Linked DNA regions of Homo sapiens: region 1 is linked to region 2. Evidence: read pairs that join two places in POLR2A ChIA-PET (ENCODE). Cell type or tissue: K562. All regions are shown on one strand. Links, peaks and the distances in the headings refer to the core of each region. The heading gives the core; the rest is flanking DNA. Region 1 has its middle 12 kb from the start of PTGES. Region 2 has its middle 12 kb from the start of HMCN2.

Evidence for each region. Peaks named below come from ENCODE experiments on the same cell type or tissue, not always from the same donor. Only the 100,000 strongest peaks of a DNase experiment are listed, where the experiment ranks them.
Region 1: POLR2A ChIA-PET joins it to region 2 with 5 read pairs; 2 of 35 experiments call an interaction of 5 or more read pairs at or near these places.

Annotation. Positions count from the first base shown.
Region 1 is chr9:129,760,885-129,769,721 of GRCh38, forward strand. No RefSeq gene overlaps it. Among named protein-coding and RNA genes, the nearest start is that of PTGES, 12 kb to the left of the region's middle. In K562, for the core only: no CTCF peak of the experiment used is centred there; no DNase peak of the experiment used is centred there.
Region 2 is chr9:130,249,789-130,258,625 of GRCh38, forward strand. No RefSeq gene overlaps it. Among named protein-coding and RNA genes, the nearest start is that of HMCN2, 12 kb to the right of the region's middle. In K562, for the core only: no CTCF peak of the experiment used is centred there; a DNase peak (open chromatin) is centred at 4,803; H3K27me3 peaks cover 547 bases.

The sequences.
Region 1 (8,837 bases), core at 2,347-6,346, 490 kb before region 2:
GGAGGTGGAGGTTACAGTGAGCCGAGATCACACCATTGTACTCCAGCCTGAGTGACAAGAATGAAACGCCATCTCAAAAAAAAAAAAAAAAGAAAAGAAAGCAAAGACAGGGTATCCACGCAATGGAATATTACTCAGCCATAAAAAGAAATGAAATCCTGACCCATGCTGTGACGTGGATGAACCTGGAAAACATGATGTGAAGGGAGAGAAGCCAGACATAAAAGGTCACTTTTTTTTTTTTTGGTTTTTTTTTTTTTTTTGAGACGGAGAGTTGCCCAGGCTAGAGTGCAGTGGTGCCATCTCGGCTCACTGCAACCTCCACCTCCTGGGTTCAAGCGGTTCTTCTGCCTCAGCCTCTGGAGTAACTGGGACAACAGGTGTGCAGTCACATGTTTTATGATGATTCCACGCATATAAAATGTCCAGAATGGGCAAATCTATAGAGAGAGAAAGCAGATTTGTGGTTGCCAGCGGGTAGGCGGGGTGGGGAAATGGGAATGACTGCTTCATGCGTATAAAGTTTTCTTCTGGGATGATGAAAATGTTCTGGAAATGGATGGTAAAGATGGTTGCAAAATATTGTGACTGTACCAATGACATGGAATTGCACACTTGAAGATGGTTAGTTTTATGGTAAGAGAAAACTGAAACTGAGCTTCTGTCTTGTTTATGGCTGAATTTACAGTGCCTAGCATGGTGTGCGCCCAGAGCTGTGCTTGGTAAATATTTGTGGAAAGACAGACGGCCTGAACGTGTGCGTTAAATGCAGGGGAATTCCTGGAGCTGACTGTGATGCCGCCCTCTCCTTCTGTCTCTGGAGAGACAAACACACTTGTGACTGCCTGAGTTCTGACCACAGTCCAGCAGCCCCTGATGGAACCCATCTGCTGCTCCTTGGACTCTGGGCCTCTCATCCCACTGCTGATGTGCAGGGCTGTGGACACACAAGGAGCATTTCCTGGCTGAAGCTCCGGGACTGGACCCCACTCACAGGAGAGGCGGATGGGGGAGAAGGAAGAGGAGAAATGTTTGTCTCAGCACAAACCACTGCCATTTCCAGGGAAGCTGCTGTCACCCTGAGTGTGGCTCAAAGCAGAGGCTCTGGAGTCAGAGGGAGCCGAGACCCTCCCATGCCTGGCTGCCCATGCATTAACTAGGCACATACAGTCTCATGCTCACACGCACACGGCCCACAAATGCTGCTTCCCACGGGCTGCAGAGGAGATGGGCAATTCCTGTGTGCAGCTCTCAGACACATCAGGGACCCATTTCCTAGGAGCCCTGTGGGGAGCTCCACATTCCTCAGATTGGATTCAGCCAGTGATTAGCTACCGGGAAGTTGGCTGGAGTTTTCAAACCACTCCCACTTTCTCAGTAGCCTCCAAGCCCCAAAACAACCTCCATTCCACAAGAAGCACCACCCCTTTCCCTGAGGGCCTTTGTCACTCGGACAGCACTTTATGACTTGTTTGTGTTTTTTTTTTTTTGTTTTTTTTTTTGTTGTTGTTTTTTGAGTCTTGCTCTGTTGCCCAGGCTGCAGGCTGGAGTGCAGTGTCATGATCTTGGCTCAGGTTCAAGTAATTCTCCTGCCTCAGCCTCCTGAGTAGCTGGGATTACAGGTGTGCACCACCATGCCTGGCTAGTTGTTTTTTTGTATTTTTAGTAGGGACGGGGTTTCACCATGTTGGCCAGGCTGGTCTTGAACTCCTGACCTCAAGTGATCCGCCCCCCTTGGCCTCCCAAAGTGCTGGGATTACAGGCGTGAGTCATCACGCCTGACGGACTGGTTTTTGCTAATCATCCAAATATGCCAGATGCTGCAATTGTCAAGGAGGAAATGTGTGCATCTTATTTTACTTCTGATACAAGGGTCATCTCTGCAACTTCCTGAGTTCCATCTCAACTGCAACCTTCCCAGGCACGAGGAACTCATTATAGTAACAGTAATAACAGCAAACGGCTGGGCGTGGTGGCTCACGCCTGTAACCCCAGCACTTTGGGAGGCCGAGGCAGGCGGATCGCCTGAGGTCAGGAGTTCAAGACCAGCCTGGCTAACATGGCGAAACCCCATCTCTACTAAAAATACAAAAATTAGCTGGGCATGGTGGCGTGTGCCTATAATCCCAGCCACTTGGGAGTCTGAGGCGGAAGAATCGCTTGAACCTGGGAGGCGGAGGTTGCAGTGAGCCGAGATTTCGTCATAGCACTCCAGCCTGGGTAACAAGAGTGAAACTCTGTCAAAAAAAAAACAAAAAAAACAGCAAACAATGGTGTCATTTGTTAGGCACCTCCTAATGGCCAGACACCCTTTAGGTGCTTTATATTTTATACCAGCATCATCACCCTGTACTGTGGAGCATTATCAGGCCCATGTTACAGAGGGAGATAAAGGATCAAGCCAGTGAATGACCTTACCTAAGAATAACAGATCTGGACAGAGATGTAGTTGGCTCCAGCCAGAGCCCATGCTCTTGACCCCCAGGCAGAGCTGAGAGAGCTGAGGTTTGAGTTCAGGCCAGCTGTTCCCTTCTTGCACAACTTTCCTTGTTCAAAATTCTTCAAGATTCTTTCCTTATAGTGAGCTGGATCTGCCTTTTAGGGCCACAGAGAACACACACACGTACACACACACACACTCCCTCTCTCCCTTTTCCTCTCCACTGCCCTTCAGAAATTGGAGGACACCACCCAGTTCACCCAAAATCTTGTCTTCCAGGCGAAACAACCACTGCCCCGTGAGCTCATCCTTGGATGTCAGGTTTTCCAGCCCCTGTAACCACTGCTTCGTTGCAGTTTGTAAAGGTCCCTCTTAGAGGGGCCTTATCCCATGTGCTGCTGACTCAGCTCAGACTGCCGGGAGCCTCCATCCTTTGCTGGGACCCCCCTCACTGCTATTAGCACAGGAAGAATTGTGACTCCAAGCAGGTCTGGCCACATCATTTGTAAAGTCCAGTACAAAATGAAAATGCAAAGCCCCTTGTTCAAAAATTGTTAAGGCTCACGCCTGTAATCCCAGCACTTTGGGAGGCAGAGGCGGGCGGATCACGAGGTCAGGAGGTCGAGACCATCCTGGCTAACACGGTGAAACCCCGTCTCTACTAAAAAAAAAAAATACAAAAAATTAGCCGGGCGTGATAGCGGGGACCCGTAGTTCCAGCTACTCGGGAGGCTGAGGCAGGAGAATGGCGTGAACCTGGGAGGCGGAGCTTGCAGTGAGCCGAGATCGTGCCACTGCACTCCAGCCTGGGCGACAGAGCGAGACTCCGTCTCAAAAAAAAAAAAAAAAAAAAGAGAATTTCAAGACAGGGACAGAAAAAATTAAAGCAAGCCTAGGGGTTCCTTCTTCGTGCAGGGCCCTGTGTGACTGCAGGAAGCCGGCCCAGATTCCAAGCTCAGGACGACTCGACAAAGGGCGAGTAAGGAAGACACGTCCTAATCAAAACCCACACAAACATAACATCAGAGATAGCTGAAGACACAATCAGCTTGGTAGGGCCTCTCATGATATAGCAAATACCAACATGTTATTATGAATAATAACATGAGCAGTAAACAGCAGCTAGCATCCTTTTGTGCTTCCTCCCAGCCAAGCAACAAGCAATTTTTTTTTTCTTTTCTGAGACAAAATCTGGCTCTGTCACCCAGGCTGGAGTGCAGTAGTGAAATCTCAGCTCACTGCAGCCTCCGCCTCCCAAGTTCAAGCAATTCTCATGCCTCAGCCTCCCAAGTAGCTGGGATTACAGGCGCCCGCACCACACCCAGCTAATTTTTGTATTTTTAGTAGAGATGGGGTTTCGTCATGTTGGCCAGGCTGGTCTCGAACTCCTGGCCTCAAGTGATCTGCCTGCCTCGATCTCCCAAAGTGTTGGGATTACAGGCGTGAGCCACCAGGCCTGGACGCAATTTTTTTTTTATTTTTTTTTTTGGAGACAGAGTCTCACTCTCTCACCAGGCTGGAGTGCAATGGCGTGATCGCGGCTCTCTGCAAGCTCTGCCTCATGGGTTCAAGTGATTCTCCTGCCTCAGCCTCCCAAGTATCTGGGACTGCAGGTATGCGCCACCATGCCCAGCTAATTTTTGTATTTTTTTTAGAGACAGGTTTCACCATGTTGGCCAGGCTGGTCTCGAACTTCTGACCTCGTGATCCGCCTGCCTCGGCCTCCCAAAGTGCTGGGATTACAGGCGTGAGTCACCGGGCCTGGCCTGTTTTTTAATTTTTATACTTTTTTCTTAAAAATGAAGACACAAACACACACGTTAGCCTAGGCCTACGCAGGGGCAGAATCATCAATATCACTGTCTTCCACCTCCACATCTTGTCCCACTGGAAGGTCTTCAGGGGCAATAACAGGCATGGAGCTGTCATCTCCTATGATGACAATGTTTCTTCTGGAATCCTTCCTGAAGGACCTATCTGAGGCTGTTTTACAGTTATCTTTTTTTTTTTTTGAGACAACACTGTCATGCAGGCTGGAGTGCAGTGCTGGGATCGTGGCACACTGCAGCCTCAATTCCTGGGCTCAAGTGATCCTCTTGCCTTAGCCTCCCAAAGTGCTGGGACTATAAGTGTGAGCCATATGCCAAGTCTTTTTTTTTTTCTTTAATAAACCTTAGAGTGGTACAATGGCTAAGACATCACTAGGTGATAGGAATTCTTCAGGTCCATTATAATCTATGGGATCACCATCACGTATGCAGTCAGTTGTTAACCAAAATGTCATCATGAGGCACATGACCATAAATATATCCTTTTATATAAAAGTAGGAGCCAGGCATGGCAGCTCACACCTGTAATCCCAGCACTTTGGGAGGTTGAGGGAGGAGGATTGCTAAAGGCTGGGAGTTCAAGACCAGCCTGGGCAACATAATGAGACCTCATTTCTAAAATCAAATTTTTAAAAATTAGCCAGGCGTGGTGGCTCACACCTGTGTTCCCAGCTACTCAGGAAGCTGAGATGGGAGGATCACTTGAGCCCAGAAGGTTGAGGCTGCAGTGAGCAGTGATTGCACTGCTGCACTCCAGCTTCCTGGATGACAGAGTAAGACCCTGTGTCAAGGAAATGCAGATAGATAGAGAGATAGAGAGATAAATAGATAGATAGATAGATAGATAGATAGATAGATAGATAGATAGATAGATTTACTATGCCATATAATTGGCTCATGTGATTACGGCAGCTGAGAAGTACCATTAACTGCTGTCCGCCCGCTGGAGACCCAGGAGAGCTGGTGGGGCAGTTCAGAGTCCAGAGGCCTGAGAACCAGGAAGCCAATGGTATAAATTTCAGTGCAAGAGCAGAAGATGAGAGGAGATGTCTCAGCTCAAGCAGGCAGGCAAGGAAAAAGGTGCAAATTCCTCCTTCCTCTGCCTTATTATTATTATTATTCTTATTTTGAGACAGAATCTCACTCTATCTCCCAGGCTGGAGTGCCCTGGTGCAATCTCAGCTCACTGCAACCTCTACCTCCCAGGTTCAAGCGATTCTCCTGCCTCAGCCTCCTGAGTAGCTGGGATTACAGGCGCATTTCACCACGCCTGGCTAATTTTTGTATTTTATTTATGTATTGTATTTATTTATTTTTTAATTTATCTTTTTTGAGACGGAGTTTCACTCTGCAGCCCAAGCTGGAGTACAGTGGCGCGATCTCTGCTCACTGAAAGCTCTGCCTCCCCGGCTCAAGCAATTCTTGTGCCTCAGCCTCCTGAGTAGCTGGCACTACAAGCGTGCGCCGTCACATCTGGTTAATTTTTTGTATTTTAGTAGAGACACGGTTTTACCATGTTGCCCAGGATGGTCTCGAACTCCTGAGCTTAGGCTCTCTGCCCGCCTCAGCCTCCCAAAGTGCTGGGATTACAGACGTGAGCCACTGCACCCAGCCAAATTTTTGTATTTTTAGTAGAGGCGGGGTTTCACCATGTTGGCTAGGCTGGTCTTGAACTTCTGACCTCAAGTGATCCACCTGCCTCAGCTTCCCAAAGTGCTGGGGTTACAGGCGTGAGCCACTGTGCCCAACCTGCCTTTTGTTTTATTCAAGCCCATAACAGATTGGACGATGCCCACTGCCACTGGGGAGGGCACTGTATTGTGTCTGTGGATTCAAATGCCAATCACAGCCTCACAGACATACCCAGAGACAATGTGTAATCTGGGCACCTTTGGCCAATGAAACTGACCCAAAAGACTAACCACCACAAGTCCACCCCTTGTCAACTAGGTACCCTGTAGACATTTCCTAAACCGTACTTAATCTCCAAGTAAAGACAAAGCAAAGTCATAATTCCACCTAACACGATGCAACTCTCCTGCATACACCAGAAACACACTCATCCCTTCCCCGGAAGAGGAGGTAAGAAGAGGAGAGTGATGTTTACGCTTCTCCTTGATATCCCATAGCTTAAATACTATGATATAAAATCAATACATCTTATGTTACATGATAAGAGAGTAAGAGAGGAAAAGAAACAAAGATATATATATATATATATATATATATACACACACACACAGACACACATGCAGAGAAAAATAAAGAGGAAAAACTGATGACAATCACAGTCTCTGTTTCTGTGGCTGACCACATGGTTATAGCTGGTATTTAAAACCACCTTCTTCCACTACTGGTTCTGTACAACCTTTGCCTTCAGCAAGCACCTCAGCTGGTCATGTTTTTTTTTTTTTTTTTTTTTTTTTGTCACCCAGGCTGGAGTGCAGTGGTACGATTTTGGCTCAATGCAGCCTCGACCTCCCGGGCTCAAGCGATCCTCCCACCTCAGTCTCCCAAGTAGCTGGGACCACAGGCACGCAGTTTCTGTATTTTTGGTAGAGGTGGGGTCTCTCCATGTTGGCCAGGCTGGTCTCAAACTCCTGACCTCATGTGATGCTCCCGCCTCAGCCTCCCAAATTGCTGGGATTACAGGTGTGAGCCACCACACCCAGCCAGTCGTGATTCTTTATCTGGGTGGAGTGACACCCAAACCTTCATTCCTGAAGGGTCTGGGCCATTCATAGTCCGATCTAGATTGGGTTATTGTCATTTTCCACAGGCCATGGTGATACTAAGAGATGGCCTAAGGAGGCCGGGCGCTGTGGCTCACGCCTGTAATCTCAACACTTTGGGAGGCCAAGGTGGGCGGATCATGAGGTCAGGAGATCGAGACCATCCTGGCTAACACGGTGAAACCCTATCCCTACTAAAACTACAAAATATTAGCCGGGTGTGGTGGCGGGCTCCTGTAGTCCCAGCTACTCGGGAGGCTGAGGCAGGAGAATGGCGTGAACCCGGGAGGCGGAGCTTGCAGTGAGCCGAGATCGCACCACTGCACTCCAGCCTGGGCGACAGAGCCACACTCGTCTCAAAAAAAAAAAAAAAAAAAAAAGACATGGCCTAACGGGTCTCCTGCATTCCACACTCTTCCCTACCTCCATTGTGGAGCAGCAGCCCAATGTCCCCTTGGTGATCTGGATCAGTCACCCCAGCCCACACCATAGCTCCCTTCTTTCCCTGTTGACCCAGAGGCATGAGGAGCCCAAAGTGGCCGGGTGGCATCTTAACTTCCAGCTCAAAGGAATTGTTGTGTCTCCCGCTGGAAACACTCCTCCCTCTGGAACTAAGATCTTTAGGCCAACAGAGAATAAAGTCACAAGAATAAGAAGCACACATTTTTCCAGTAGGCCACTCAGAGTAATAGTGAGTGGTGCCACTCCCATTTTCACCTTTTGATTCCAGACCCATGAACCTTGGCTTTCAGAGAAACAGCACCATATATGGGCCGCTGGTTAAGAACATACACAGCGCGTGGCTGGGAGCGGTGGCTCATGCCTATAATCCCAACACTTTGAGAGGCTGAGGCTAGCGGATAATCTGAGATCAGGAGTTCAAGACCTGCCCAGGCAACATGGTGAAACCCCATCTCTACCAAAAAATACAAAAATTAGCCGGGTGTGATGGTACACACCTATAGTCCCAGCTACTTGGGAAGCTGAGGCTCAGGAACCTGGGAGTCTGAGGTTGCAGTGAGCCGAGATCGTGCCACTGCACTCCAGCTGGGGTGACAGAACAAAAGAAAAAAAAAAAGCAAGAATAAAGAAAAGATGGCTGTGTGCGGTGGCTCACACCTGTAATCCCAGCACTTTGGGAGGCTGAGGTGGGTGGATCACCTGAGGTCCAGACTTCAAGACCAGCCTGACCAACATGGTGAAACCTCATTTCTACTAAAAATACAAAAAATTAGCCAGGCATGGTGGCTCATACCCATATCCTAGCTACTTGGGAGGTTGAGGCAGGAGAATCGCTTGAACCCGGGAGATAGAGGTTGCAGTGAGCTGAAATCGTGCCACTGCACTCCAGCCTGGGCAACAGAGTGAAACTCCGTCTCAAAAAAAGAAAAAAGAAAAGTGCACAACTAGGTACACTGCTTAAGTTTCTGCCCGCTGGGAGGATGACCCTTCCCCACTGTCCCTCAGGGGTGTCCCAGAGGGGAGCTGTAGTGCTGCAGTTGGCCACCTTCAGAGGATGCCCACATATCCTGCAGAACCATCCATAAACCAGGCCTGAGTCTCCTCTTCCTCGGTCACCTGATAGCAGGGAACTCCCTGTGAGCCATGGGTGCTTGAAGAGAGAAGGCAGGGTTGCAGGAGTGGGGACCTTCAGCATTTGGGCCACTTCATGTCACTTACTTCTGCCTTCAGGGCCTGCTCTGGCCTGGCCATGTATCTACCACTTCTAGGTGATGATGGGGTGCTGCTGTGCACACCCAACTTTATGGCTTGGCGGTCAAATCGCACCCAGTTCATGATGAGAAGCTCAAGTCACATGGTAATTTGGTTGTCCAC
Region 2 (8,837 bases), core at 2,653-6,652:
TTTTTATGTGTTTCTGAATTTGATTTTGATTTGCTAAGATTTTGTTGAGGATTTTTGCATCTATGTTCATCTGAAATATTGGTTTGTAGTTTTTGCTTATTATAGGTCTTTAGTTTTGGTGTCAAAATGAGTTAGAAAGTGTTCCCTTCTCCTTTATTGAGTAGAATTGATTTTTTTTTTCTTTAAACGTTTGGTATAATTCAGCAATAATCCATCTTGGCATGAAACCTTCCTTTTTAAAAAGTTTTACAAATTCAATTCCTTTTCTCTCTTGTTCCTCCCTTCTTCCCTCCCTCCTTCCCTCCCTCCCTTCCTCTTCCCTTCCCCTTCCCCTTCTTTCTTTTTTGAGACAGGTCTCACTCTGTTGCTCAGGCTGGAGTACAGTGGCAGCATCATGGCTCACTGCAGTCTCGATCTCCCTGGACTCAGGTGATCCTCCCACTTCAGCCTCCCGAGTAGCTGGGACTACAGGTGCATGCCACTGCACCCAGTTAATTTTTTTGTATTTTTTGTAGAGACAGGGTTTCACCATGTTGCCAAGGCTGGACTCGAATTCCTGACCTCAAACAATCTGACCACCTTGGCCTCCCAAAGTGCTAAGATTACAGGTGTGAGCCGTTGTGCCTGGCCACAAATCCAATTTCTTTAGTAGTTATAGTATAATTCAGATGATCTGTTTCATCTTGGGAGAGTTTTGGTACTTTGTAGTTTTGGAGGAATTTATCCATTTCATCTAACCTGTTGGGTGTATGTTCATAGTTGTTCAGACTATTCCCTTATTGTCCTTTTAATGTCTGTGGGGCCTGTAGTTTTATGCCTTCTTTCATTCCTAGTATTGATAATTTTTCTCTTTTTCTCTGTCAGTCTTTCTGGAAGTTTATCAATTTTAATGATTTTTCAAAGAACCAGCTTTTGGTTTCATCAATTTTTTCTAATTTCTACATTATTGATTTCAGCTCTTTATTTCCTTCCTTCAGGTTTATATTTTGTGTTTCTTTAGTTTATTAAAGTGGAAGGTTAGATTGATTTGAGGCTTCTTCTTTTCTAATGCGAGCTTTTAATGCTATAAATTTTCCCCAAACCCTGCCTTACCTGCATCGTGAATATTTTGATATTGTATTTTATTTTCCTTATTGATTTCCAGTCTAATTCCATGATAGTCGAAGAACATACTTTATATATCTTAATTCTTTTGAATTTCTTAAGGTTTGTTATGACCCAGGATTTGTTCTATCTTGGTGACTGTTCCAGTTGCAATAAAAAAGAATGTGTATTCTGATATTGTTGGGTGGAGTATTCTCTAAATGTCAACGAGATACAGGTGGTTGATGGTAAGGTCATTCTGTATCCTTGCTGATTTTCTATCTACTAGTTTTATCAATCTACTGAGAGAAGTTGAGCCACCATATGCAGAAATTGGTCAAGTAGAGGACAAAATGCTACTTCTGAAGGACAAGATGACTTGGTCACCCAGTAGTCTGAGTCAGAGCATCGTGCTGGGTCTTCATGGCAACACTGGGGTCATTAACTGCACCATCTTGGGAGAGAGACACACATTGGTTTGAATCTTGCTAGTCCTCTTGCTCCAATGCTTGAGTTTCAGGCATCACCTGTGTATATCCAAACACATGTACGCTTTGCTTTTCTGTTGTTTTTCGTTTGTTTTATTTTTGAGGTGGAGTCTCACTCTGTCACTCAGGCTAGAGTGCAGTGGTGCGATCTTGGCTCACTGCAACCTCCGTCTCCCAGGTTCAAGTGATTCTCCTGCCTCAGCCTCCTGAGTAGCTGGGAGTACAGGTGCACGCCACCACACCCAGCTAATTTTTGTATTTTTAGTAGAGACGGGGTTTCACTATGTTGGCCAGGCTGGTCTCGAGCCCCTGACCTCAGGTGATCCACCCGCCTTGGCCTCCCAAAGTGTTGGGATTACAGGCCCACCGCGCCCAGCCTGTTTTGTTTTTTGATGAGGGCTGGCTGCAGTCTGGGTAATCATTGCCTTTTCCTCCTGATCTCCTAATGAACATTTTGTTGTTTTCTTTGAAGCTTTGTGGGCTGAAGGAGGTAATGGGTGGAGAAGTTAGGGGGGTGTCTAAAGGGGCTAAATTTATTTGCATTTTAAAAACAGCTCATTACTATTAGAAGGAGACAATTATACTTGATTTATTTATTTTTTTAGAGACAGGATCTTGCTCTGTCACCCAGGCTGGAATGCAATGGTGTGATCATGGCTCACCATAATCTTGAACTCCTGGCCTTAAGCAATCCTCCCACCTCAGCCTCCCAAGTAGCTGGGACCACAGGTGCACACCACTATGCCTAGCTGATTTTTAAATTTTTTTGTAGAAACAGGGTCTCACTGTGTTGTTCAGGGTGGTTTTAAACTCCTGGCCTCATGTGATCCTCCCACCTCAACCTCCCAAAGTGCTAAGATTATAGGTATGAGCCACTGCGCCTGGCTGGGGAAATCACAGATTTGGAAGGGAGAGGAGAGCTGAAGCAAGAGAAGAAGAGAATTTAGAGGAGCAGCTGTAAGGATGACAGGCATTGCGGGGAGACGTGTTGACAGGCGGTTTTTGGGAGGTTGAGCGGGTGCTTTTGAGGTGTGATTCTGCCTTTGCTAAGACTCCAAGAGTCTTCGGTAGGGAACTACTTAACTCTGATGCCTTTGAGTCTCACTTGTGTTTCTTTTGGCTATTATGCCTCACTGAGTGAGGCCTGAAGGTCAGACGGAGGCCAAGCCATCATGCTCAATGTGTTGATTTGAGGAATATCCTGCAGAAGCTTTGGGTGGGGGTAAGGGGGTCGGGGGTTAGTCTTTCTCTCATTCCAGTCCCAAAAGGTACAGATTTGAGCTCCCCAAGCCAGGAGGGGAGATTTGGCAAGAATGTTACAAGCTGGAATTCAGGGAACTCTTTAATTATTAAAGCACTGTATTTAAAGTGGATTGCTTTCTCCAAGAGCAGATTACCAACTCCCTCAGTGAGCACAGTTTTCTGGTTACATCAAAAAATATGGCCGGGCACGGTGGCTCACAGCTGTAATCCCAGCACTTTGGGAGGCTGAGGCGGGTGGATCACCTGAGGTCAGGAGTTCGAGACCAGCCTGGCCAACATGGCGAAACCCTGTCTCTACTAAAAATACAAAAATTAGCTGGGCGTGATGGTGGGCGCGTGTAATCCCAGCTACTGGGAGGCTGAGGCAGGAGAATCACTTGAACCGGGGAGGCGGATGTTGCAGTGAGCTGAGATTGCACCATTGAACTCTAGCCTGGGTGACAAGAGCGAAACTCTGTCTCAAAACAAAAAAACAACACAAAAATACATCTTTCCCTTCTTGAAGTTCACAGAGCTAGGAGGAACGACTTGGGGTGGGGCCTTAGAGATGTTTGGAAAAAAAAGGGGCCCAAACCCATCCCAAATCCTGAACCCACCCTTTCCATCCCCTTGTGCCTGACCTGTAAATGGAAACGAACTGTTAGCACCAATGCTAATCATAGCTTGTTGTACCCAGCAATTACTGAACATTTGCTTGATGCCAGATTATTTTTCATACGGTGCAAGGGCTTAGGCCAGGACCACTACTTAGGAAGATGTTCAGTTAATGTTTGCTGGCTGAGTGATGTTGGCCTCTGCTCTGCCAAAGATGTTTTTGTTCCCAGGGACTTCGTTTCGTTTAACTGTAAGTCACTTGTCATCTCAAGAGAAAGGCCCATGAGGCCATGTCCTGAATAAAGCAACATTTCTCCACCTCCATTACTTAGGACTTTTGTTACAAATGGCAAAAATCCAATCTAAATGAGCCTAAGCAAGAAAAGGGAATTTATAGGGCCAAGTGCAGTGGCTTATGCCTGTAATTCCAGCACTTTGGGAGGTCGAGGCGGGTGGATCACTTGAGGCCAGGAATTCGAGACCAGCCTGGGCAACATAGTGAGACCCCCCCCCGCCCCCCACCAACTCTACAAAATAAAAAATAAAAAAAAAATTAGCTGGGTGTGGCGGTGTGTATGTGGTCCCAGGTACTCAGGAGGCCAAGGTGGGAGAATTGCTTGAGCCCAGGAGCTCAAGGCTGCAGTGAACCTTTTTTTTTTTTTCTTTGAGATGGTGTCTCGCTCTGTTGTCCAGGCTGCAGTGCAATGGCACGATCTTGGCTCACTGCAACCTCTGCCTCCCCTGGGCTCAAGTGATTTTCCTGCCTCAGCTTCCTGAGTAGCTGGGATTACAGATGCCCACCACCACGCCCGGTTAATTTTTTGTGTTTTTAGTAGAGACGGGGTTTGTCCATGTTGGCCAGGTTGGTCTCGAAATCATGACCTCAAGTGATCCGCCCGCCTCGGCCTCCCAAAGTGCTGGTATTACAGACGTGAGCCACCGCGCCCGGCCTGCAGTGAAGCATTAGCACCACTGTACTCCAGCCTGGGTGGTGACAGAGGGAGACCTTGTCTCAAAAAAAAAAAAAAAGGAACTTATAGATTTGCATAATCATACTACAGACAGTATGGTGGGAGCGGGGACTCAAAGGATACCAGGCTTCTCTTCCTCTCTCTGCCTTCCTGTCTCTGTTGGCTTCACTCTCTCCTACTGTAGATGATCTCCTCCCTGAGGGTGGGGAACATAGCTGCTGGCCCCCGCGTGCACCACCCCGCCCCCGCCCCGCTTCCCCGTTTTATAGTCTTTGAGTTCCATGACCCCAGAAGGAAAGGGATTCTTCCACAGTAGAAGTAGAAACATCCCAGGGAAAGATATTGATTGGCTCTGTGTGGGTCACATGCCCAACTTTAGACCAATCACTGTAACTGGAGGGATGAGACACTATGATTGGTTCAGGTTGGGTCACATGACTACTCCAGCAGGGGTTTGTTGGAAGCCAGTACCAGAAGGAATGAGACGTTTTTTTTCTTTTTCTTTTTTGAGATAGGGTCTTGTTTTGTCACCCAGGCTGGAGTGCAGTCTCAACTCACTGCAACCTCGACATCCCGGGCTCAGGCAATTCTCCCATCTCAGCCCCTGAGTAGCTGGGACTACAGGCCTGCGCCACCACCAGCGGCTAATTTTTGTATTTTTTGTAGCGATGGGGTTTCGCCATGCTGCCCAAGCTTGTCTCAAATTTCCGGGCTCAAGTGATCCGCCCGCTTCCACCTCCGAAAGTGCTGAGATAACAGGCCTGAGCTAGTGCACCTGGGAACTGTGTTCTTAATTGCAGGCAACAGAAGCCAACTTTTGCTGATTTAAGCAGCACTATTAAGTGCTCACAGGTGAGCTACAGAATTCTGCTTGGCGCTACCGAGGCGGAAACAAGCCCTTGAAGGCATCGGAGCCCTAGTCTGACGACTAGAGGCTGTGGCTCACTCAACTGCCCCTACCACGCCAGGAACTTTTGCTGCTGCTGCCACTAAGGGGCCACCAGCTTCTTTGTGTCTCTGGTTCCAAATCCAAAGGCCAGCTCGAGTGTATTTGGTGGGCAGAGATTATGACAAGCCCCTGCCTCAGCTGCAGGAGAGGATGGGAAAGCGACTAGCTGGCAGCTTAGCATCTGCAGTAGCAAGCAAGTTCTGCATTCCACTCAGCCTCATAAGCAGGGGCATTCCCAAACTCGATGTTTGGGTGGCTCAAACTCAAGACAAATGTATATGTTGTATGTGTCTGTGCAGCCGCCACTAACCACTTTGTTCTTGATGCTTTCGTTCCTGGGATGTAGGCCTGTTTCCACTAAATGTCAAGCGAGATGTGATTACATCTCCTTTGCGAATGGAGTCCACCCCATAAATCTTGGCCCTTGGCAAGCAGCTCCTCTTCAGGCTATAAGAAGGTCATGGCTTGCTGTCTGGGCTGGGGAACATTTCTCTCCTTCAGATTTTCCAAATGGCGTTTCTTGGGAAGCAGCTCCAGACACCATTAATTAAACATCTTTAATCTGATTCCTTTTGCAATTCTCTGCTTTCATCAAAGGTCAACTGTCATGGCCCAATAGTTAGGATTGATCTTTTTCCTTGATGGACATCATCTTGGTGACACTGTGGATTCCTTAGTGGAGACTTCACAAGGCTAAATTGAATTGACAGGTACTTAAAGGAGACGAGTGGGGAGGGGTCCAAGGAGGTAAGAGAGCTCTGGCCTGGGCCAGAATCTATCACTCCCACTGCAGGAGCTGAGCTCAGCCTCACTTAAACGCAGAGGGTGGCCCCAGCTGGCCTCCCCAGGTCCCCTGGTCCTTTGAGATCCCCTTACTCTGGTTTTCTAGCCACCCTTCCCAGGCAGCCATACTGTTTTTTTAACGTGATAATTATAATCCCAGTGCTTTGGGAGGCTGAGGCAGGGGGATCGTTTCAGACCAGGAGTTCAAGACCAGCTTGGGCAATATAGTGAGATTCCTGTCTTTACAATTTTTTTTTTTTTAATTAGCTGAGGCTGGGTGCAGTGGCTCATGCCTGTAATCCCAGCACTTTGGGGGGCTGAGGTGGATGGATCATTTTAGGTCAGGAGTCCAAGACCAGCCTGGCCAACATGGCGAAACCCCATCTCTACTAAAAATACAAAAATGAGCCAGGCGTGATGGTGCATGCCTGTAGTCCCAGCTACTTGGGAGGCTGAGGCAAGAGAATCACTTGAGCCTGGTAGATGGAGGCTGCTGTAAGCTGTGATTGTGCCACTGCCCTCCAGCCTGGGCGACAGGCTGAACCTCTGTCTCATAAAAAACAAAACAAAACAAAAAAATTAGCTGAGCATGGTGGTGCATGCCTGTAGTCCCAGCTACTCAGGAGGTTGAAGTGGGAGGATCACTTGAGCCCAGGAGTTTGAGCCTGCAGTGAACCATGATCGTGCCACTGCACTCTAGCCTGGGTGACAGAGTGAGACCCTGTCTTAAAAAAAAAAAAAAAAAAAAAAAGATGAAATACACATAACATAAAATTCATCATTTTAATTATTTTAAAGTGTACAATTCAGCAGCATTGAGTACATTCACGATGTCTTGTGGTCATTACCACTATCTAGTTCCAGAACATTTCATCACCCCAAGAAGAAACCCTGTACCCATTTAGCAGTCACTCCTTATCTCTCCTATCTCCATCCCCTAGCAACCACTAAACTGTTTTCTGTCTTTGTGGAATTGCCTATTCTGGGTTCTTCCAGATTTCATTATATGATTCTGGAATCATAAAATACGTGATTTTATGATAAATATGATAAATTGAATCATAAAATATGTGGCCTTTTACATCTGGCTTATTGTATTTAGCATAATGTTTTAAAGGTTCACCCATGTTGTAGCATGGATCAGTTCATCATTCCTTTTTATTGCTGAATCATATTCTGTTGTATGGTTACTACTACATTTTGTTTATCCCTTTGTTCGTTAATGGACATTTGGGTTGTTTCCACCTTTTGGCTATTGTGAATAGTGTTGCTATGAACACTGTTGTACACATTTTTGTTTGAACACCTGTTTTCGATGCTTTTGGCTATATACCTAGTGGTGGAATTGCTGGGTCATATAATAATTCCACGTTTAATTTTCTTGATGAACCGCCAAACTGTTTTGCGCAGCGGCTGCACCATCTTTCATTTCCAGTGCCCTCTCTCTTGACCTGGCATCTTTAAGTGCTTTGAAATGATTTTTCTTGGCTGTCATGCTTCCCTTCTACTCCCTCGAAGACAGCTTTCAGAATCTTCTGGTTGACAAGAACTTATCTGTTGAACAGCCCCAGCTAATGTGCTGATGGGAAAAGGGAAGGGATGTCTTGTCTGAGCCCAGTGCAGTATCACAGGGGCTTCTGGGGCAAATCTCTCCATCTTTGCTGTTTAATACAGAGGAAATGGTGCTAATGGTGGAAATGTAGGTGGAGGGGGACCGTGGCTGTGACAGGAGGGGTCCTGATTTGGGAGCAGGTCAGGCTGTATAGAAATGCCTGCTTTGGCCAGGCACAGTGGCTCACATCTGTAATCCCAGCACTTTGGGAGGCAAAAGCAGGAGGATGCTTGAGCCCAGGAGTACAAGAAAAGCCTGGGCAACATAGTGAGACCCTGATATGGTTTGGCTATGTCCCCACCCAAATCTCATCGTGAATTGTAGCTACCATAATTCCCACATGTTGTGGGAGGGACCCGGTGGGAGGTAATTGAATCATAGGGGTGGTTTACCCCATACTGTTCACATGGTAGTGAATAAGTCTCATGAGATCTGATGGTTTTATTTATTTATTTATCTATTTACTTATTTTTGAGACAGAGTTTCACTCTGTCACCCAGGCTGGAGTGCAGTGGCGCCATCTCAGCTTAGCTCACCGCAACCTCTGCCTCCCAGGTTCAAGTGATTCTCCTGCCTCAGCCTCCCAAGTAGCTGGGATTACAGGCACCCGCCACCACGCCTGGCTAATTTTTGTATTTTTAATAGAGATGGGGTTTTACCACATTGGCCAGGTTGGTCTTGAACTCCAGACCTCAGGTGATCTGCGCACCTCAGCCTCCCAAAGTGCTGAGAATACATGCATGAGCCACCACGCCTGGCCAAGATCTCGTGATTTTATAAATGGGAGTTCCGCTGCACCAAGTTCTCTTTCCTGCCACCATGTAAGACGTGCCTTTGCTTCTCCTTTGCCTTCCATCATGATTTTGAGGCTTCCCCAGCCATGTGGAACTGTGAGTCCACTAAACTTCTTTCCTTTATAAATCACCCAGTCTTGGGTATATCTTTATTAGCAGTTTGAGAATGGACTAATACAGACCCTGTATCAAAAAAAAAAAAAAAAAAAAAAAAAAAAAAAGCTAGGCATGGTGGTGTGTCCCAGCTACTTAGGAGGCTGAGGCAGGAGGATCGCTTAAGCCTAGGAGGTTGAGGCTGCA